2 separate regions of the Mus musculus genome follow, and region 1 is linked to region 2. Evidence: chromatin loops called from intact Hi-C (ENCODE). Cell type or tissue: left cerebral cortex. All regions are shown on one strand. Links, peaks and the distances in the headings refer to the core of each region. The heading gives the core; the rest is flanking DNA.

The links. A loop is a pair of places that touch in the nucleus more often than their neighbours do. Peaks named below come from ENCODE experiments on the same cell type or tissue, not always from the same donor. Only the 100,000 strongest peaks of a DNase experiment are listed, where the experiment ranks them.
Region 1: a loop joins it to region 2, with 3 times the contacts of the local background. A loop is called at or near these places in 2 of 42 quality-filtered maps.

The regions. Positions count from the first base shown.
Region 1 is chr6:18,674,308-18,686,284 of GRCm38, reverse strand. No RefSeq gene overlaps it. Among named protein-coding and RNA genes, the nearest start is that of Gm23648, 47 kb to the left of the region's middle. In left cerebral cortex, for the core only: no CTCF peak of the experiment used is centred there; DNase peaks (open chromatin) are centred at 5,075, 5,360, 5,663 and 5,950; H3K27ac peaks cover 1,437 bases.
Region 2 is chr6:18,806,137-18,818,113 of GRCm38, reverse strand. No RefSeq gene overlaps it. Among named protein-coding and RNA genes, the nearest start is that of Lsm8, 37 kb to the left of the region's middle. In left cerebral cortex, for the core only: no CTCF peak of the experiment used is centred there; no DNase peak of the experiment used is centred there.

The sequences.
Region 1 (11,977 bases), core at 4,643-7,142, 130 kb after region 2:
GATAGATAGAGATAGCAGTTGTATTACTAATGTCATTAACAGATGTCTTCATATCCGATCCTCCATGAAAAGTTGTTTCCAATGAATAAATATTGCCTCAAATACAGAGAATTGTGATTCCCAAATGCAATCCTTGTTTTGAGGCATAGGTGACCAATACTGAATTAACTCAGTGCAACTACTCTTGCAGGCTGTGTAGCTTCACAGCCAATGGCTGAAATTTGTTATTTTACTTGCTCTGCAATTGGAAGTATCCTATCTGCTGTCCTATTGAACAGCTTCTCCAAACTTACAATGCATGTCTCAGGAAGACAAAGTATAAAATTCAAGAGAAACACCATTGTCTTAGGTACTCCTCTTCTTGTTATGATAAAATATTCTGACTAAAGCAAGTTAAGGGAGAAACAGTTTATTCAGTCTCAGTTCAAGAGATAGGTCCACCATAGATGGGAAATCGAATGCATTCATAAAAAAACAAAACAAAGCCACTATGAATCTATGCTGCTACCCCACTCCCTTCCTCCACTTACACAGTCCAGGAACTGAAGCACACAATTGAGATACTCACAATAGGTTGGTCTTTCCAGATCAATTAATGAAATGCCCACAGGCATGCTAGGAGCCTGTCTCTTATTTAATTCTAGATTCGGTCAAGATGACAATGCAAACCTCCATACTATCCAAATAATTTAGAAATATAAGAATAAAACAACAATAACAATGGATCCCTGCAACATATATGCTTCAAGTTAATAAAGTAACCTTTTCATCAGAGGAGATAAATACATAGACACCTATATGAGAAAATTCTCAGAAGAATCTTGCTCTTCCTAGTGCTTATCTTACTTTTGCATTTCCCCTTTATCAGAGCAATAGTGCCTTAGTAAAAAATAATTCAATTATTAGGGTCTTTGTCCACGATTCACTCCAAATACATTGTGATGTACCTCACACCAATGCTCAGGATAGATGTTTTATTTATAAACAGACTCATCTGCCTTAAGAAGGGTAATGTTGAATAATAAGCAACTCCCTGAAAAACAGGCTAGCATGAGCACCAGCATGTGAGAGAAAGTTTATTTAGGGTTGTATCCCTGAATACATGCTGACACAAAGATAAATCCACTCGTCCCTTTTAGTACCTGGAGCCAGGGTAGCTTTTGAGAAGGAAAAAAGTCTTCTAAATTTTGTTCCTGTAAATTAGCTTATGGAAATAAAACTTAGCATTTATCTAAAAGTAAAACCTTTAGTGTTCCCATTTCCATCACCACTAACTGTTAGTACCCATGGGAGTTTACACATTGAAACGACATCTGCCCAAAGTTCTCTCCCTTGTGTTCCTCCATGTATATGTATCTATGTCTGTTCTTCCTTTCACAATATGTGAAAATGTTTTCGATATACTTGTATGACAGTATCTTCTACTGTGAGCCTGTCAATGGAGAAGCTGATAATGTTATAGCAATTACTAATATGGGTTCCATTTTTATAACTCTCATAATTTTCCAATTGTGTTGTATTCAAATCCACCTATATTTATTAAGACTTGTGGAATACATATACACACATTCTCTCTCTCTCTCTCTCTCTCTCTCTCTCTCTCTCTCTCTCTCACACACACACACACACACACACACATACACACACACACTCTCTCTCTCTCACATACACACATATAGACGGGGGGAGGGGGAGGGGAAGGGGGAAGGGGAGAGACAGACAGAGAGTGTGTCTAGGACTGATATAGCTCAGCATCCTGATAGCAGCTATTTGTAAACTTGCTTACAGAATTACTCTAATCGTCCAGCTCTAGAATGTGTTGTATGCTACTTAAGCCTGTGCAACCCAAGATCCAGGAAAACTACTTTCCTATAAGGTTGTGCTCTTAGCATTAAAAAATACTTTGTACAACATCTTTGTGGCTCCCACTCCAGTTAGGCAGCCACTCCCTCCAAGGCCCTGCTTCCCAGATACAAATCCAAACACCCTAGTGCTGGTCACAGTTTTTCCCTACTTTTTCCTCACATGCTTCAAGCATTTCTTTTTGTCCTATTTCTGAGTTTTCTTCCCAGATTATTTTCCCTTTAGACTTTCCAATATTTTAAAATTAACATCAACATCAAATTCCATTGGCTGTGTTACCCAACATGTGTCTGATTCCTTGCAACCATAATGTAGAAATTAGGCAGCTAATATCTGTATAAAACAGGAAAGATAAAAGCAAATGTAAATGGAGCATATACACCACTGATGACTGGAAGTTTATGCATGGATTTTTAATCACTAAGTCAAAAACACTAACAAAAGGGTCAATACATGTAGTAGTTTTGCTATCCTCTCATGAAGAGGACACCATTATCTGGCCATTTCAAATAATCCAAGTACAGCCTACATGCTAATTTAAATATCATCCATTTGCCAAGAAGTGCATGAAGATGCAGAATAACAGTTTTTCACCTGGAATTCACAATATCACTAGCCACTGCTCAGGAAAATCGTATGTAATTAAAATGCAAGCCCAATTAAAGTACCAGTGCCTGTTGTTTGTTTGTTTGGGTTTTTTTGGTTTTTTGAAACAGGGTTTCTCTGTGTAGCCCTGGCTGTCCTGGAACTCACTCTGCGATTGGCAACCATGATATGTGCAGAGATCAGAGGACAACTTGTGAACTTTGGGAGTTGGTTCTCTTCATTGACCACGTAAGATTCATGGATTGAATTTAACTCTGATACCATTAAGCTGTCTCACCAGTCCACAAGCTAGTGACTTCTAAAACTTTGTACGTGATTTCAGTGTGAAGGCAGAGTGGGAATCTCTATCTTAAACAGTTCTTCATTCTGCCGACGCACTGTTGGTGGTGACATCAGTTCTTGCTAATGAAAGGAGCAGATGTTTTTGTTCATCATTAACCTACCATTGTCAATAGGAGCAGTTCTTAGCTTGGGAGATGTTGAGAACATTTGGGAATAGGCTTCAAAGCCGTTGGTACTATCATAGCTGTGATGACCTGCCACAACCATCGATCCACTCTCCCTGACCTTTACAGCTTCCATGCATGGTAAGACTGCCTAGACAGAAGGTATAGTGACCTGCCAGCAGAGAAAGAGGAGCCATCAAGGTAGAATGCAAAGACTTCAGAACTATCTTTTTTTTCCTTTGATTAAAAGTAACTACTTACATTTATTGTTTTATATTTTAAAATTCCATTGTTGTAGATAACTATGGTATATTCCACTACTTCAAGTTACTCTAAATATTCTCCCACTCTTCTATTTTAATCCTAGGTATTATAGCCACCATCTTCCCAAACTCCTAAATAGAAAACTCAGCTTTCAACCTCAAAGCTTCCTTTACCTTTAGTGTCATGCATAATCACCATGTCTAATATAGCTGGCCATCAAGTCCTGTGTGCCCAAACTCCTAAATAAAACTTATACTGATAGCTTCATTTCTTCACTTAATGACTTGGCTAAGATCAGTGTTATTTTAGTCCTGGGTTTCTAGAGTCACTTACAAGTACTTGAAAAGACCAATTATACCATGCTGAATGAGGGACCCGGACATTACAGTCTCAGCATTTCCCTGGTGATGCTTACGTTGGACAGCTGTGTGAGAACCACTGGCCTACGCATGTGTTTTGCTTTCCTCATCTTAACCATTGAACTTCTTGTTGTTCCCTAGTCCTATCTCATGATCAGTTTATCCACTATGCTGCTGCAAGAGATCCTTCCACAGTGTAAATCTGATCGTTGCACATGTCAGCTTAACATTTGAAACAAATTCTTAATGCTTACAGAGCATTAGTCTCCAAACACCTAAGTCTGAGACGTAGAAAAGAAATACGCCCTTGAGACTAATCAGAGCTGAAACCAAACTCTGCCTCTATCCAGGGCAGGTAACTGAGGGAAGCCACGTGTAGCTGAGCTTCATTCCACCACCACCACCACCACCACCACCCCCCACCACCCCCCGCCCCGGCTGTAAACTTCCTCATGAAATAATAAATGTGACATTCTTGGCACGGCTCCAGGCACAGAGTGTTGAGTAATTAGAACGGATTGTGTTAATAACTCCTGTCTGCTACCAGTTTCTCCCACTCACTCCTGGTTCTCTTCCCTGCCCACTAAAATACAGCAATGCAGGGCTGTACCTACACCCACCTTCAAGCCATTTTGTGACTCCATTGCTATGAAAGGGTGGAGCCTTCAGCGCCTATCTCCCTTGGAGTTGTACTTAACATTAGGTCCAGATCTACGCATTGCTTCTGAGAAGGTGTTCCTATCCATTTCTCTACTTGGAAGCACCTATATTTATTGTGCATCTCCACATTTAACATAATAAAATTCTCCTCTTCTCCTCACTAGATTATGTGCCGGGTTTTTTTTTTTTTTTTTTTTTTTTTGGGGTTTTTTTTTTTTTTTTTTTTTTTTTGGTTTTTTTTTTGTTTGTTTGTTTTTTTGAGACAGGGTTTCTCTGTATTGTCCTGACTGTCCTGGAACTCACTCTGTAGACCAGGCTGGCCTCGAACTCAGAAATTCGCCTGCCTCTGCCTCCCAAGTGCTGGGATTAAAGGCGTGTACCACCATGCCCAGCTGAGCTGTTTTAATACATGTTTCCTTTATGAGAAGTGCTTACTATTTGTTTTATATACTATAATATCTGTTGCATGACTATATAGCTAAGAATCATCGGTAAATTAAAGAGAGTGGAAGGTAATTTGAGGAATGACAAGATCACACACCCTTGCACCTTTTAGAAAAATGTAGGGAACAGACACTTTTCTACAGAGGTTTTGGTTCTCGGAGTGAGAATATTGGCTTATAAAGACTGCAGTTGCTCTCTCTTATGTTAAAAGTTATATCATTTTGGAGCCAGAATTCTTGAAAACAATAAGGAATTTCATTTTAATGCTCATGTGTGCAAGATGTATGATAGTAGGTAAATTACTTAGCCTCTCAGAAGTTAAATGCCATCTTCCATGAAATGGGAAAACAGTAGGACCCAGTGTGTGGTACTGCTGTGGGGAATGAAAGTTATCATATGCATGAAGTATTTTAGGTGGTAAGTCCCCCTTCTGCCCAAGTTGCTATAATTGTCACTATCATAAAGAAAAATATATCAGTTTTTGTTCCAGTGTTTTTGTTGTTTCATGTGACAAAACATTGATTTCTCTTGACCAGGTGACTTAAGTAGGAAAAAAAAAAAGGTTTATGTGAATGCAAAGCTATCATGTAAGCATTTAATGTGCAGTTTCTATGTCAAGTGTCTGAAATAATTTAGATGTCTCAACTAAAATGACCTGAGTTTATACAAACACAGCTAAAATTAACACTTGTGGGTAGTTACAGCACTTCTCTGCCAGCTGATGCTTGGTTCTATTCTCTGCCTCTAAAAAGACATCTTGTCCCATCTCAGTAGTTACCATGGTAATCATGTATTTTTGTCAAGAGATAAAGTAGCAGTCTCTTCAATTGTTACTACTAATATTCCTAGGTTTTCCAGATGAGGAAAAACATGGTACTCTATTTCTCTGTATTACAGAAAATATTTGAAATGTCATGTCATCAACAATAAAAATATATTGGTACTATTGTTTGAGATTGGCAACTTGTGTCTAGTCCCTGTTGAGACCAAGTAAGCAAGGTTCTGAGATATAGATCACATGAGTCTAAGAAAGGTATGTAATTAGCACTCATTTTTTAGTGCTTACTTGATATGCTATATCCCCTAAACCTGAGCAGTATACAAAGCAGTTGCAGAACTTAAGCCATATATGGAGCCTCTAAGCACAGGCAAGCCAGCATTTATAAGAGGAAAATTCAGAACCTATGCCTTTTTCTAAGCATTTGCTTTATTTTTAATTATGTGTATTCCTGGATCATATACACACAGTATAGGTGCCCCCAGAGGCCAGACACATTGATTTCCTGGCACTGAGGTTTTAGAAAATTGTGAGCCACCCAATGTGGATTCTTGGAATCAAACCCAGGTCCATTGCAAGAACAAGGAATGTCCTTAACTGCTGAGCAAGAAACATACTTCTCCAACCCTTGGAATCCATGTCTTAAAACTTCTTCGCAGCTATGTACAGTGACTCACACCCATAAATAATTTGGGCCTTTGGGAGGCTACTGGGTCAGTAGGATTTCTGTAAGTTCGGTGGGCTACAGAGCCTTAATGCTTGAAAAATACCATCTTCAACAATACTGATGATCAGAAGGGTTTTTTTGTTTTATTTTAACTTCTGAAACACATTTATGATGTCATGGTTTTTGGGTAACTAAGACCTCTCATGATTTACACATCTATATGCTTCTTTCTTAATTTAGAAAGCATACACTGGCTACTTTGTACAGAATATCATGTTAAGAATAGGGACAAGATAAGAAATTAAAAGACCTGTATGTAAGACCCAAAGCAGAACCCCCAAGTGTCAGTGCTGATGAAAATGTCCTAAACATTACGACTTTGGACAAATAAACAGGATTATTGTTGGGTGAACAGAGGCCTAAAGTCAAGCTTCTGCTCACTAAGAGCCTACCTTAAACCACTTGCAATGTCCCTTAATCCTGCCCCAAAGGCACACTACCCCAGGCAAGAGCACTTACTTCCCTGACCTCTAAACAGCTTATATCAGATCAGAGACCCCCACCCTGATGATTATCATATAAAATCCACTTGATTATCTGCCATTTTGCTTATCTCTTCGCCCCTGCCCACAAACAGCCTTGGCAGTTCGCTTCCCAATAAACCTTTCCTTCTACCCACGAGGTGTTCCAGTTCAGTGGTTTCACTGTACTCTCATTTACAGTGTAATATTTAGAAACTACCAAACACAGTGATGCAAATTTATTATCCCAGCTACTCAGAAGGTTGATGCAGGAGGATAACATGTTCAAACCCAACCTGGAAAACATAACCAGAATTTTTAATCAAAAAGAGAAAAAAACAGATTTACTATTACTTAGTAGAAAAGAGAGATATAAATTGGAATAACATTTGGCCTATTAAAACTCCCATTCAATGTAGAGAAATGCTACTGTATTACTCTAAAATTCCAGACTGGTTGATTGGGGCTATGGGCTAGGTGGAGGCACTTTAATTCTCATCCCAGATGCTTCTTGATAAAAGAAAAAGTTGGAGGAAACGGATGCTTTTCCTAATACAAAGGATGTTTCTTCTTCCTTGCTTGAAGGGAGCAGTTTGAACATACTGCTGTTTACCCTTCTTGTATTTTTATTTGCTTCCATGATCTGTTTATTCTTACGTACAGAATGAGAAGTTTAGTTCTTTTGTTCTATGAACTTGAATATTAAAAACAAATTGGTATACTTGAACCAATAATGTCTCCAAATAGTATATTCCTCATAATAATAAAGAAAATATAAGCAATTATGCAGGGAAGGAATCTAGACACTTCAGCCTCATTTTATGAATGAGTCTTGGGGCTAGAAAGAGCAGAAAAGGTTGTTCAAATCATGCAGTTAACTTTTCAACAGAGTCAGGTTGGAAAACATATCTGCCTTTCTATATTCTTTCCAGTGTTTGTCATGCCACAGCATATATTTATCCACATTGAAGCATTTGCACACTTTGTGTAGCTAAGGAATGAGAAATGAAGAAATGGTTTACATTATAATCTATGAAGTTAGTTTTGATAGACTTAAGCAATATTTGCATCAGAGGTCTTACATTCAAATACTGCTCCTGATAAAAATATGGATTTTATATGAAGCCATCCAAAATTTTAATGCTTTCCTAAAAATGAAATGCTTAACAGTATACTGGAAGTAACAATTTGATTAATGGTTCAAGTACTGTTGTCTACAAGCTAGTAAACATCACCACTGTAATATTCAAATTTCATAGTAAATTCATATATTTCACCAACTGCCCAGAGTGTTGAACATAGAAGCCATTCCTGCTTTGGCCCAGAGATGTTGTATTAACCTGGTATAGACTTTATGGATTAAACTTACCTAAATGCATGGAGAAGAGCTCTAGAGATAACTTTACTTAGTCCTTTGTTAAGGAGTTGCTGTAAACCATTATCTTGCTTTGTTACATTTAATTCTGAGAATAATATATCATCTAATTACATAAAATTATTAAAGAATAACTACAAAACTTCCAAGGATCTTTACTTCCACATAAATGGTGTAATAACTACAAATACTAAAAATGTTTGACATGAGATGATGCATGAACTCAAGACTCAAAAAGCCAATCACTGGGCCTTATTTCTTCCCTATGACCACATAATACTCAGTCTCTGAACTGGCTGTAGAGACGTAATCTCCCCATGAAGTAATCCAGACAAAACTATATTCTACAATGGAAGCTGCATGAAGAAGAGGAGAAGAACCAGGAGGAAGGAGGTTAGGGAGGGAGGTGAAAAAGGGGAGGGACCAAGTAATGCATCTTGCATCTGATTGCTAGGGTGAAGGTTTCAGAAATAATACTGGAGCCTGGTTATTTGGCTGCCTAATTCCTGATTTCTTTCCTGTTACTATGTTACCAACATCCTTCTCCATCCTGTCTCACATTCACCCTCCAGTTGAAAAAGACTGTCCAAGGGAGAAAGAATCCCTAATGAAAGCTCCTTTGGTATTCCCACCTCTACTCTGGGAAGCTTTGAACAAGTATTTTCAGCAATAAAGGGAGCATATTTTCACAGTGGGGGGTGAAGATATTTCCCAAGCAGTGTGCTATGGCCATGATGTCCCAATACCTGGAAGAGCCAAGAAATGATATTTCTGGACTTTTGCCTTAGACTTGAATTGAATAACCAGCGGGGACCTGAGTGACCCACACCCTTGCCCCAGCAAATGAAATCTCTTACTCTGGGCTTGATTTCACTGTGTACTATTGTCAGGAATATGTGCAGCCACAAAACACAGGCACCAGTTGAGAAAGCTTACCCTAAGCATGGCAGCTTTCCATGCTTCTTAAAGGCTCTGTCGACCCGGGCAAGAGATGAAACAGAAAGGCAAGCCAGATCTGACTGTGTGTTTCTGGCACGGGTAGGAGTAATCTGACAAGCAAAGAAAATAGCCCAATTTTTTGTAATAAGCAAGAGTAGTATGGTGTTGGACCAGCTAATAGCCATAGTTTTTAATGTATCTGAAAATGAGTTGCCTGGCCCTGACAGGATATAGTTTATCAAAATCATGCCACAGAGCTTGAAACAGTCAGAGTGTGGTCAGTGAGGTGTTGTACAAAAAGGTCTTTGGTGGCCCATGTGAAGTGCTTGTGTGGCAAAGGTTCAGAAATGATACTCTCCACAATACATTCAAAGTGGCACATTTAGGAGAAGTTATCATGAAAAAACCTATCAATGGGCAAAAATGTTCACTATGCTTTTAACAGGTAATTTTGACCATTTTAAACATATACAGTAGGGGTCAGTGAAGTGTATCTCAGTGGGAAAGACACCTGATACCAAACCTGACCACTGAATTTGATCCTTAGAATCCAAAAGGATGCAAAGAAAGAATAAGCTTCCATCCATAAATTGTCCTCTGACCTCCAAATTGAACTGAGTCACTTGTGAGGCATCCCACCCACAATAATAAATAAATAAAATTAAAAACATTGGATAAAATTAACATGACTTGATGCTATAGTTTCTCAAGCCCTGGATCAAACAGAAAATACTCTGCATAATGGGTATGTAAGAATGGCAGGTTCTAATGTCATTAAAAAGGTTGTTTTCCCGCCACCAATTTAATCATTCTCCCTATAATCTGTCTGCCCTTAATTATTTTAGCATTTACTTTTTCCATAACTTCAAAAGAACTTAGGCCCCACTGGCATTGAATTCTCACAGAATTTGAGTTCCTTTAAATTAATGAGTTTTTCATCCTCTCTTCTGAGCAGCAAAGTCATCTGCCATGTGGTCCCCTCTCTTGCATTTACTCCAGGCACTCTGGTTTTTTTCCCCTCACCACTCAGTTATTATAATAATGACTAAGGTTATAAGAGTCCCATCAGCACCAGCACAACACTGGGCTAAACCCTTTTCATTGAGTATCTTACATAATGTGATAACATCCCCATTAGGTAGCTACTACTATTATTCCATTTTAGTGAATCTACTACCGGATTGCCCTTAATCATGACATGGAGACCACAGCCTATGCTCTTAGTCCTACCTGGGACACTTACCAATTTCCTAAGGGGACCACACATGAGAAATGTTTTTTGTTACTTAGTCATTACCTGTTTGTATGGGGGGTGGTATGCGTGTGGTATGTGGTATGTTTGTGGCATAAACATGTATGTGTGTGTATGTATGCGTGTGAGAGAGATAGAGACAGAGACAGAGACAGAGACAGAGACAGAGACAGAGACAGAGGGAGACAGAAGACAGACAGACAGACAGACGGGGAGAGGGAGAGGAAGAGGGAGAGAGGGAGGGAGGGAGAGAGAGAGAGAGAGAGAAAGAGAGAGAGAGGTGATATGTTTATATATGGTTCCCCAGCTGTGTACCAATATGTAGAAGTCAGAAGGTGTTTGGTATTTTCCTCTATTGCCCTCTGATGTGGTCCCTTAAGATGGGGGGGGTTTCACTGACATAAAGGTCACAGTTCAGGCTAGCCTGTCCTACTGTCCAGAGGCCCCTTAGAATCTGTCTTTTTCTATCCCACAACACTGGGATTATAGTTACACACAGCATCCCTATGCTTTCCATAGTTGTAGGAATTTCTCAAGCTCTGCTCTAATAGTGTGCATGCTTACCCATTGAGCTATATCTCTAGCCCTGTGAAATTATTTTAAAGTGATTTTCTCCAATATTCCTTCTTTCAAAACTGCATATTGTTTAAGACAGATCCTAGGAACTACCTCTGAGGGGCTAGAAAACACACACATGCACACACACACACACACACACACACACATACACAGAGGAACCGGAGAAAAGATATTCTTAGCTTACATCATCTGCAGCAGCTATATCCTAACATTGATTAAGATGAAACTCTGCACAAAGAAACTGAAATTACAAACATAATGAGTTACTTGACATATAAGTGGCAAGTTGTATTTTATTTTCATGAAGTCAAAATAAAGTAGTAGTTGATCAGTTCTTTAGACAAATATATACTTGGACAGGGAAAACATTTTCAACGTGTGCTTTGCCTTCAAATGCTCATCTTTGTTACCATTGCCAGCCCCACAGGAATGGTTCTGGAAGGAAAGGCTACCCCTCTCCCAGGCCCCACACAGCTGCTCAGTTTGTAAAATTTTATAATCAATGGTTGAAATCTCATAATTTGCTATAACAGAACAGATAAGCATGTTTAATTCTGTGCACAATTCAATTTAAATTAAAGTAGCCAGCAGGAGCGTCCACTTTGCAGAGTGATTTTCGCATGCATTATCTCATTTAATTGTCAGAACTTAATTAAGAGTAAATGATTGACAGAATACAGCTGAACCTGTATTTAAAGCAAAGATGCCCTGATATTTCAGTAGACTGAAATTATTGCAAAGGAAAAATGACAGCATTGATGTGAACCAAGAACAGACTTCGTGTCTTGATTGTGACTGGCTTCTGGCACTGTCAGCTTTCATTTGCCTTTCCTATCAGCATGGAAGCAGGGCAGTTGATATAAAATCGTCATCCTAACTAGTAAAAGCATTTTAGTTTGGAACTTTCAGTAATTAGCCATCTACTTATTTTATTTGTTATTTAGTGGTAAATAATAATGTATCCCAAAACAAGTTTGCCTTTCACTCCATTTCAAGTAATGCACTGGAAATACCTAGCTATTAGTTATAATATAATATTTACTGGGTTCCAAACGATTGCTATGCATTTTTGCTATGCATCTCTCCCACTCCGTACCATTTTTTCTTTCGTTGTTAATTTGTTTTGATTATGTTTGATGTAAAACAGACTTTGCCTTAGCTTCTAGATGAAGTTCCTTCTTCTGTTTCTATTTCCTTATTTGGACAACTTGTATTCAGATGCAA
Region 2 (11,977 bases), core at 4,433-6,932:
TCCACAAGCATCAGATGGACAGACAGACAGAGCACTACCTGAGAATGCCCACCACCAGCACCACTCCTCCAATTCTTCCCAAACAGTTCCAGCAACTGATGATGATTATTCCAATTATTCAAACATAACAGTCTCATTAAAGCAATCTCTACTCCCCACGCCCTGTTCACCCACTCATGGAAAAATCAGCTATCTCTTTCTTAGCATACAGGAAGAGATACCATTGTCATTAAAACCACAACATCAGAGGACTCACGTTTGGTTGCTGGCTCCCACACTGGGTGACTCTCAACCTCCTTTAACTCCAGCTCTAGGGATTCCAATGCTTTCTTATGGCCTCAAAGGACACCGCACTTAGATGGCATATACAGACACACACATATAGGAAAGAGAAAAATTTGAAAATTAAACTTTTAAAAGAGAAATTGTTGAAAAGATTCAGTATATATTAAATGTCCCAAACATAAATGTGTCAATAATGATACTTAACATCGTTAAGATATTGTGAGGATGCTAATTATATCACTATCCATGGTTGTCATTATGTTTACTTGGAAAATTGCAGTCAGGGCACAATAGTACTGTGTAATGATGAAAATGAACAACCAAGAGAAGAGGGAATAACACACAACAAAACTTTTGCAGGAGTTATGGAAAGCCAAGTCAGATTCATCAACATCTCCACCTTCCTGTATACTAGGAAAGAGATAGCTGATTTTTCCATGAGTGGGTGAATAGGGTGTGGGGAGTAGAGATTGCTTCTGTGATTAGTCAGATACAACCTAGTTAAATCAACTCCCTGCTGGTCCTGCACCCACACAGCTGAAGAGAATTCGGCTCAAAGTGATGACAATGATGACTGCTGTCTGCTGTCTCCTGCCCTGATGACCATTTTGTCCTTCTGTAGTTACTCAGGTGTAATGATGCTGATACCCTTCATCCGAAGGGTCTGACCTGATTGGCTCCATACTTTCTTAACTACCTGCTTTCTAATCCGTACCTCCTTCAGCCATAAATCACTCTTAGAGCAAGTTGTCTTCTTTGCCTGTTCCTTGACAAAACAAAAGTATTTAGAGGAGAACTTCAGCACACTAACTGCTATTATTTCTCTCGTGTTTTTTTTTTTTCTTTTTAAGTTTTACTCCTTTTGCTTCATCCTGCTTCAGCTCTTTGAAGTAAAACCTCTCAAAAGAATTCCCTGTACTAATTGTCTTACTTTCTCCACTACCTTTTCAATGGATTTGGCATTTTATAGCCACTGTTCCACAGATCACTCTTACTAAGACCATCAGATCATCGATGCAATCTGTTTTTAATCCAGTAGTAAGCTTTCAAGTCTCACTAGTGGACTATCAGTGGCATTTGACGTAGTCAATGACATTTTTTTCTCTAAAATTTTCCACGTGGATGCCACACTTTTCCCTTCCCCTCCTCTCCCTCCCCCTTGGCTGCTCCTTCTTAACCTCATTTGCTTTGCCCTCCAAAACTGTCCTTTCTATTTATATTGTCCCTGAGTGATATATCCAATTTCATAATTTTAAACACCATATGTTTATGTCTACTAAGTTTATATGTTCAGCTTGATTCCAGAGTAGTGGAAAAATACTCCTCATTGTCTTGAGCTAAATATTTATAGCTATCTCAAAATTAATATGTGTAACAGATAATGAATTTCTTCAGATTTCCTTACCTCTACTAATTGATGTGCCACTCTTATGGTTGACCATGCCCAAATTGTGTAATAATGCTTAAGACTTGTGTCAGAGAAACATCCTGCTTGGAGCACTACTCTTCTCAGAACTGGATTTGGTCTGCAAAAAGAGGGCCATGTATTGAGACTGAGGTATGATTGAAGATCTGTTGGGGACAGAGGTTGGCAAGCCAGCTTCAAAACTCACATAGGTGAAGCTCTCTCAAAAGTATCTTGAATTGATAGAACTGCTCCTAGAACACATTAGTAGCGATGGAAATAAGGCTTATATAGACCTGCTGTAAGATCAAAGGGTAGCATTTATAATTAGATGGCACTGGTACACAAGATTCTGAGTAGTGCTGCATGTGGGCTCAGCTATGGTACATCCCAACTTCCTCCGAAGACTAGAGCTGACACTCAGGGCCTTCTTGGCAAAGTTGAGTATGACTGACAACACTCCATTGAGCCACTGGGATTGCTCCCTGGTTTTACCCTTGATGGTCGGAGACTTTATGTGGTCTTCTCTTGGGTGAAAGCTGGCAAGCTTTGATGTTGCATAGACAGATGAGTATTCCAGCTATTTCCCACACAAGTTGATATAATTCTCACGCTTGAGCAAAGAGAGGCAGGGGCTAAGACAAAGCTCCTTTCATAAACTGTTGTGGAGTAAAGTCTGTCATGCTAGCTGCAATGACTCAACTGAGTGAGGCTCTGTCTGTGCCCTGTCACAAGCAATGCAAACAGGAAACACAGCTGAAAGAGCTAGAGATGCATTACCAAGGAACTCTCAGGTCCTCTGCTGAGATCCACCTTCTAGAAAGACACATCTGCCTACTGAACCACCCTTAAGTAGTACCAGCATGTTTCCTGGGCCCTTTGCTATATAGTTTTGGTTGTAGGACTCAATGTCAAATGTAATTAGACTCCTGTTTTAGGGAAACAAAGTCTCCAGAGGTGAACTACAGTTGAACCATTCCATCAGTGAGTTTGCTACCTGGATATGACTAAGCTCTCAAAATAGACTTCTTCAATCTTGATCCCCACTAGAGTTTCAACTTTTTTTGGTATCTGTAATGAAGAGACTGATCTGTGGATAGATGTAATACTATTGTTGGGACAAGATAGAATTTACTATTCTGCCTCTTTACCGATCCCCCTGCCCCTTTCTGTTTCTCTCCTCTCATTCTCTCTCTTTAAAAATACATTTCACACATCCTCTTCAGTTAATCTTATTGTTTGGCTCTGCTTTGAATCCTATACCAAATCTGGCTAATCTGTCTATTTTCATTACTATTTTATTAGCTTTATGAAGTAAGTTCTTTTCTGCTGGCCTGGAATTTTGCCACCATCTCTTGGCTGACTTTCCTATATCTTTCTCTCTTTCATTTAGTCCATTTTTAAACATGGAAGCCAGAATAACTAGGCAGATCACATTAAGGCTCTGCTCAAACTCTCCAATCTCTTTATTCTTAATCAGAATAAACGTCCTATAATCAAAAGATCTTATACGACCTAGAACTCCTTCAAATCTCATACCTCATCAGTAACTACTGTGCTGGCTAGTTTTATTTCAACTTGACTCAAACTGATGCCACCAGAGAGAAGGAAACCTCAATTGAGAAATCTTATGCCTGCATATGATCTGGCTGTAGGCTACCCTGTAGGGCAATGGTTCTCAACCATCCTAATGCTGTGACCCTTTAATACAGTTCCTCATGTTGTGGTAGCCACTAACCATAAAATTATTACATTGCTATTTTGCTATGGTTAAGAGTCAGAATATAAATATCTAGTACACAGTCCCTGCGGATGTCATGACGGGTTGAGAACCATACTGCTGTGGGTCATTTTCTTAATTAGATATTGATTTGGAAGGTCCCAGTTATTGTGGCTGGGGCCACTATTGGGCTACAGGTCCTGGTTTCTATAAGAAAGCAGGATGAGTAAGGCATAGGAAGCAAGCCAGTAAGCAGCACTCCTCCATGGTCTCTGCATCAGCTCCTGGGTCCAAGTTCCTGCCTTGCTTGGGTTCCTGGCCTCACTGCTAAATAAGCCCATTCCTCCACAAGTTAGTTTTGGTCATTGTTTTTCATCATGGGGATAGGAACCCTAACTAGTACAAATTCCTACCCAAAGTGGCTATTGCTCTGACATAACCCTGTTGCTTTGGGGAGGATTGAAAAAGGACTTTGTAACTTTGAAAGGCCATTGAGTGTTCAAAGCTCGATGAGCTTTTCTGTGGGAGATTGGATGGTAATGTTGAGAACAATTCAGATGATGGATGCCTGGCTTGTGAAGTTCCAGAGGGAGATCTGAGACTCAAAGGTTCTATTTGCTATTTTGGGTTGAGAATTGTGGTTCTGGTCAGCTGGGGCTGAAGAATCAAGTGTGATTAACAAGAAACCAGAGCCAATAAACTGAAACCTTTGTTTTCCTGATATACTCGATGCTATTCTGCTGCAGCTGAGGGATTAGTGGTGACTAGGAAGAGACCAGCATCGCTGAGCTCAAATCTCAGCAGTGTTTCCTCAGAATCAACACATAGTAGCTGTGTTCTAGAAGCAGTGAAGGTAACTCAAAGGACAGCTGAATGTGTTAGTGAGAGTCACCAAGTGGCACTGGTTTTGAAAGCAGGAAGGGCTCCTGACAAGCAGCAAAGGCTGCTTGATAGTGCAAGGGTCCAGGGAAGGTCATTGGTGATGGGGTAATCTCAGTAGCAGTTGAAGCCCCATGATCGAAATGGTCATGGACAGAATTTGAGGCTTGGAAGGCAGCCCGGTTGCTCAAAGACCTGAGGGTTTGCAAGTATCATAAATGACTACCAAGAACAGCAGTGGAGTGGAGCCTGCTGTTGCTGCTGGATCCTGGAAGACAAGCTGTGTGGGCTTCAGGAGACAGAGCCGGAGAAGTGACCCAAGTCTTTTGGAGGAGCCCCCAAAATTGTGAGTGAATCCGAGGTATTTGACATTGGGCTTTTTATACCATTGGAGTTTGGTTTTGCTTTGTTCAGATTGTGACTGTGTCCTGGTTTTTGCCTCCTAGAAAGTATTTAACTTTATTTTGACTTTTGTAGGATCCCCCAGCTGAAAAACCTTTGAACTTTCAAGAGAGATTTTCTATTTTTAAAGAGATTCAATATTTTAAAGATACTGAGCTTTTAAAATGTGTTTGAATTTGTAAAGACTGGGGCACTCTTAACTTTATTTATGTTTTATATTATGATATTAATAGCAATGTGCCAGCTTGCAGATAAACCAGAAAGGAAAGGTTCTCATTGAAAGGTGGTGTGTTTACGTGTAAAGTTTAAAATGGGTCAGTTGTGCTTGCTAGCTTTATGTCAACTTTACACAAGCTTGAGGCATTAGAAAGGAGGAAACCACAATTAACAAAATGCCTCCATAAGATTGGGCCGTAGGCAATTCTGTAGGGCATTTTCCTATTTCATTTATTTTTCTTAATTAGTGATTAAATTGGGAGGGCCCAGCCCACTGTGGGTGGAGTCACCTGGGGCCTATTGTCCTGAGTTCTATATGAAAGCAGACTGAGCAAACCATGTGAAGCAAATGAGTAATCAACACTGTGCTGTGGTCTCTGCATCATCTGCTCCTGCCTCCAGCATCCTGCCATACTCCACTTCCTGCCCCCACTGCTGTTGATGATGAACTGTGACAGGAACCATGACTAAAATAAAGTCTTTCACAAGTCACTTTTTTTTCTTTTTATTAGATATTTTCTTTATATACATTTCAAATGTTATCCTCTTTCCTAGTTTCCCCTCCAAAAACCTCTATTCTCTCCCCCTGCTCCCCAATCCACCCACTTCCTGGCCCTGACACTCCCCTATTCTGGGGCATAGAGCCTTCACAAGACCAAGGGCCTTTCCTACCATTGATGACCCAGGCCATCCTCTGCTACATATGCAGCTAGAGCCATGAGTCCCACTATGTGTTTTCTTTGATTGGTGCTTTAGTCCCAGGGAACTGTGGGGGTACTGGTTAGTTCATATTGTTGTTCCTCCTATGGGTCTTCAAATCTTTTTAGCTCCTTGGCTACTTTCTCTAGCTCCTTCACTGGGGACCCTGTGCTCCATCCAATGGATGGCTATGAGCATCCACTTCTGTATTTGTCAGGCACTGGCAGAGCTTCTCAGGAGACAGCTATAGCAGGCTCCTGTCAGCAAGCTTTTGTTGGCATCTGAAATAGTGTCTGGCTTTGGTGGTTGTGTGTCCTGGATTTCCTAGCTGTTTTGAGTTAGGATCATTTTGGATTTTGCATTTTCTTTGATTGTTATGTCAATGTTTTCTATGGAATCTTCTACACCTGAAATCTTCCATCTTTTGTATTCTGTTGGTGATGATTGCATCTATGGCTCCTGATATCTTTCTTAGGATTTCTATCTCTAGTGTTGTCTCCCTTTGTGATTTCTTTATTGTTCCTATTTCCATTTTTAGATCCTGAATGGATTTTTCAATTCCTTCATCTGTTTAGTTGTTTTTTTGTTTGTCTGTTTGGTTTTGTTTTTTGGTTTTTTGTTTGTTTGTTTGTTTGTTTGTTTTGTAATTCTTTAAGGGATTTTTGTGTTTCTTTTTTAAGGGCTTCTACCTGTTTAGCTGAGTTCTCCTGTATTTCTTTAGAGGAGTTATTAATGTCCTTCTTAAAATCCTCTACCAGCATCATGAGATATGATTTTAAATCTGAATCTTGTTTTTCCGGTGTGTTGGAGTATCCAGGACTTGCTGTAGTGGGAATACTGGGTTCTGATGTTGCCAAGTAGTCTTGGTTTCTGTTGGTAAGATTTTTGCATTTGCCTTTTGCTACCTGGTAATCTCTGGTGTTAGATGTTCTTGTCTCTGGCTGGAGTTTGTTCCTCCTGTGAGTCTGTAAGCCTGTGTCAGCACTCCTGGGAGACCAGCTCTCTCCTGGCAAGACCAGTGAGTGCACAGAGGGCCACAAAACAGCCCCACCTCTTGGGTATAGATGTAGGCCCTAGGACCATGTCCCAGCTGCTCTGCCGCTTCTGCAGCCTGTGAGCTCCTGAATGTACTAGCCTTAGAGAGTCACTGGAAAGAAAATGGTGACCTCACCTGAGTCCCAGGGTCAGACACTTCCTATAAGCAAGCTCTCCTCTGGCAGGGAAGATGCACCAAGGGCTGAGGGGACCCTGTCCCATCTGCTCTGTTGCTTCTGTGGCCTGTATGCTCCTGAGTGGAGCCGCATAGTCAACTACAGTCCTTTGCTCACCTCAGCTCCACCCATGATGGTGTCAACTCTGAATACTTTAGAAATTTTTCCTGTAAGATGTCTAACCATACTGTTCTCTCCACTTTGCCTGTCTGTATCTTTCCTGTGGTCTTTTCCATATTTTCCTCAAATAGCATCTTTTCAATGATGTCATCTTTACCCACTCAATCTAAAGCATGGAATTTTATACATTATAGCTCCCACACCCCACAAAAGCCCTTTACACCCTGGCAGCCACCCCTAGAGGTGAATCCAAAACTCTCCATTATTTTCTTCAGGAATGTTTCTTCAGTGTTCTTATCTTTCACTAATTTCTGTCTCCTTGTTTGTCTAGAATGCAGCTACCAGGTGAGCCTTAGATTCTCATAACCATAGGATCTACACGATGACTGAAAGTTTGACATTAAATTGCCATCTTGCAGTTTCAGTAGAAGAGTGTACTTACAGTTAGAGGATTGGATACATGCCTCTGTGTACAAATTTCATGGGAGTTAAGTCTTTTGTTATTTGGAAAACAGGCTGAAGGGCATGAGTCATTCTGTGTGGACTATTCTTGCAATGAAGGCCATCAATCTTTCAATAGATAGAGGAGATTGAGAATGCAATATTTTTCTTTAAGATAGCTAAAATCGAGCTTTGGCAGAACATTATTCTCTTATGAAAGTAGATAGTTGTATTTGTGTGTGTGTGTTTGGGCTTTAAATATACTTGATAATCTGAGGTCTGACATCTGACACCTACCCTGCAAATATTTCCATTGTTCAACTGGTAGAACAAGTTCCTATGCAAATTTTTTGGAGGACTTTCAGTTGATGTGCAGTCAGGCTTGGTTTCATATCTGAAATCACTTAAATGTATTTGAAGAACTATATCAAAATATTTAGTCCCTTTCACAATTTATACGTCTTTTTTTTTCCCCAAAAAGTGAATAATAGTTCCCTGGAGTAAATCACAAAGGCTGAAATGTGGTAGAATTGGAACCAAAGGCAATGGGAAGCTCGACAATACAGATAGGTTCACAGCTACAGGAGTCTGCTCTGCTGCTCTTTCCCACAAGGTACTTTAGGAAAATATCTACAAGAGACCAAAGTTCCCCACTAAATATTCTGCACTAGTTCTAGCATGCAGATAGATATAAGCCCAGAAGTTTGCTGTGTAGCTCAGCAACAACTTAGTTAGCTGGTAAACAAGTTAAAGCACTTAGAACCAGATACTCTGCTCAGAAAAATATCCCCAAAGTCAATATTGTGGAAAAGTTCCCTTTTACACATGTGCATCATATAACCCAGAGTTGTTCTAGTTTGTTGCACACTTCCCAAGAAGATGTCCTACTTTCATATGTTCACCTAGCTAGCAAATTGAGATAACTTGTTGTCTTGGCTTGTTGTTTATAAGCAAGTAGAAGTTCTGGGACAGCCTCCAAGAATAAGTATTACCACACTCAAGATGCTGATAAAGACACTTGGCTTGGATGCCTTACAGAGTCTGCAGTTGCCATTGGCTTATCAAACAATATTTGTCTTCTCTATTTGTGCCTTTGCCCAACTCACTTGAAAGTGGCATCTAAGCATTAAGATTCAACTCATGAAGAAGATAGGGATAATTGTATTAATCACGTCTGCAAGATTTTATTCTCCAGGAATCTTTTAAAAATAAATTTAAAGTTCTAGATAACTGTTATAGTTGAAAAAAGTACAGAATACCCGAGATATAGTTCACAGAACACAAAAAAGTCAACAACATGAAGCACCCAAGTGAGGACACCTTAGTCCCACTTGGGGGAGAGAAGAAAGCAATCACAAGTGAAGTGGGGAGGGAGGGAGAGAGGGAAGGAGGGAGAGGGAGGGAGGGAGAGGGAGGGAGGGAAGGGAACTAGATGGGAAGGGAGAGTGTGGGGGGGGGAGGGAAGGGGAACCTGATCTGGTATTGGGTAAGGGAAAAGTACTGAAGCCCTGAGGGCCAGCAGAAAGAATGGAAACAGGCAACCTCAGGAGATAGGAGGTTGGAGGAACCCTCCATAATGCACCAGAGACCTGGTCCATGAGAGACTCTCAGGAATCAAAGGGAGGGACCTTAGATGAAATGCCTGCCGGTAGGGAGAGGGAACTTATAGAGCCCACCTCCAGCAGGAAAACAGTATATCAATTGAGGTATGTATGGGGTTGCCATCCCACAGACACATCTCTGACTCATAATTGTTCCTGACTGAAAGAATTAAAGGGATGGAAATGGAGAGAAGCCTGAGGAAAAGAAGGTCCAGCAACAGGCCCAGAGTGGGATCCAGATCAAGGGGAGGTCCCAAGGTCTGACACTATTACTGAGGCTATGGAGCACTTACAAAAAGGGACCTGTCATGACTACCCTCCAAAAGACCCAACAAGAAGCTGAGTCATTTGCAGATATTTGCACTCAACCAATTGACAGAAGCAGCTGACCAATGTTGTTGAATTAGGTAAGGGTGAAAGAAGCTGAGGAAAAGGATGACCCTGTAGAAGAACTAGCAATCTCAGTTAATCTGGATCCTTGGGATCTCTCAAACCCCGGACCACCAAACAGACAGCATACACCAGCGGATATGAGGCCCCCAACACACATATAGCCAAGGACTTCCAGGTCTGTGTTCATTCAGAGATGATGCACCTAACCCTCAAGAGACTGGAGACCCCAGGGAGTCAGGTGGTATGGGGGGTGGGGGGCATCCACATAAAGACAGGGAGTGGGGAGGAGGTATGGGATATGGAGCAGTCGAAGGGTGGATGTGGGAGGAATGGAATATGGAGTGTAAAAAACAAATTAATTAAAAATAAAGAAAAATATCTTTCATTCATCTTGTTGGCTTCATATTTTAGAAAGGAGAATAATGTATTTAGTATGCTGTAAATTTCCTAGAAGTTCTGGGATGACGTGTAAAGCTCCAAAGGACTCCTTCACATTCAAATTTGTCTAGATCGATCTGAGAATGTTTCTTTGACATGAAGTCAAATCACATTAGCTTGTTCTTTCTTCCTCCTTTGACTACTAACCCTCACCACCCTGCTATTTCACCATGTCTTCTCCCGGTTGTGCTACTTTAGTGACAATGACTTTAGTGAAATCATGCAATGTGTCCTAAGCTGCAAGCACCTTCCTCATACTGTGTTGAAGATAAAATGTGTTTAACTTAATATATACTCATAGAAGAGAATGTAGCAAATGTAAGCACTATCACAGCATCCATGATGGTTAGGTTGACAATTGCTATGTAGGGTTCTACACGAGCATCCTTTACTAGAGGTTTGAATTGAATTTTGCCTCAGTCATATCCCACATCTGCAAGTCTAAGGGGCAACTTCATTTCTCACTTCTCTTTAAGATTCAGAATCAGAAGAGACAACAGCCCAGGATAGTGCTGAGACAACATGGATAGGAATCAAAGCTCTTGGACTCCACTTCAAGGTGAACACTTGAAACAGTGTAGCCTGCATTGGCCAAGAGCTATTCAAGGATCCCCTTTAAACTGTCCAAGTGATAGTTTTACATTTAAAACATTAAAGACAAGAACAAGTGAGATGGCTCAGTGGGTAAAAGTGTTTGATCCCAAGTCTGATATCCTGTGTTCCATCCCTGGAAAACCAGTGGTAGAAGAAGAAAATCAACTTCTACAAGCTACGCTCTAATTTTTACACACACACACACACACACACACACACACACACACACACACTGAGAGAAAGAGAGAGAGGAACACACAATAAATTAATTTTAAAATGCAATGATTTTTTAAATTATGTACAAAAATGTATTTCTGCCACCACTGTATAAGCTGAGATTTTTTTCTTTCCTGAAGATGTATAATTCTTCTATTTTCTTCTTTGACTAAGAAAAATCTAAGTATGAACCACTTTGACACCTATGCCAGTCTAAAATCACTCCCTTATTTACTAATTTCATATGAAGCAAATCAAGAGATGGACTTAATATAAACAAAACATCATTAGAAAAGAGTGTTCACATTTGTTCTTCCATGCTGCCCTTAATATGAGTGGCAGTTGTTTATTTCTGTTTGTGTAGAACCAGAAGCAGCCTCCAGCATCTTCAATGAGGTCTAGCATTAATCCCCAGAATGTGAGGCAGCTGCCACACAAGTGAGTGCTGCACCAGGAGATCATGGTCAAAGTCAAACACACATGCAGAGTAAACCACATGTCCAGCATCTTGGCCTGGGTGCCCATTTTCTTATGTGTATTTTTAATTATCTGCCATGGCAACATCTAGCTGCCAAATTGATTAGTTTTGTCTGGGTGGTTTCTTCTGAGATACTAGTGTCTGTTCTTTTATTTGATAGCTTGTTTTTAGGGTATTAGCACATAGACCTTTGAGATATCCTCCATTACTCAGTTATTATTACATGCTGTGGTGATTTTACTGTGGACTTCTTCTGAACAGCATATTTTTTTGGTTATATAGTGAAAAACACAGACATATTTTACTTGATGAAAAATGCTACAGGATAAGAGAATAAATCAGGAAAATTGGACCTTGTTCTAAGTTTTTCCTGCTTTATCTTTGGGCCAAGCTAACTTCCATGTAGAAGCCAGAAGTAACAAATAATTTTAGTGATTGTTTGTTTTGCTTTTATTTTGTTACTTTACAAAGAAATAAAGGATAGTGAAAGGTCTAGGTGCAAAGTCACCTGAGAATTAGAATCGGTGATATCATATTAGGGATGTGAGCTTTGTGTTCCAGTCCGCAGAGATCAAATGTGGGTTTCTATGCTGATTAGCTCAGTGGCCCATGAAAATAAGCCTCACTTTCCAACCAGAAAAAAAGGAATGGTAATATGATGTCTGCCCATCTTCTAGACTTATGTTTCAAGTAATTTCAAGAGATCACCTATATATAGTTGGTTGAAAGATGGTCTTTACAAAGCTGTTGATGTCATAATCTCCAAACCTGTGAATATTTCTGTGTTTGTACAAACATCTTTGCAGATGAAACTAAAGAGATAGAAATATTATCCTCAATTACTTTGTAGGTCCTAAATCCATGACAATTCCTTTATAA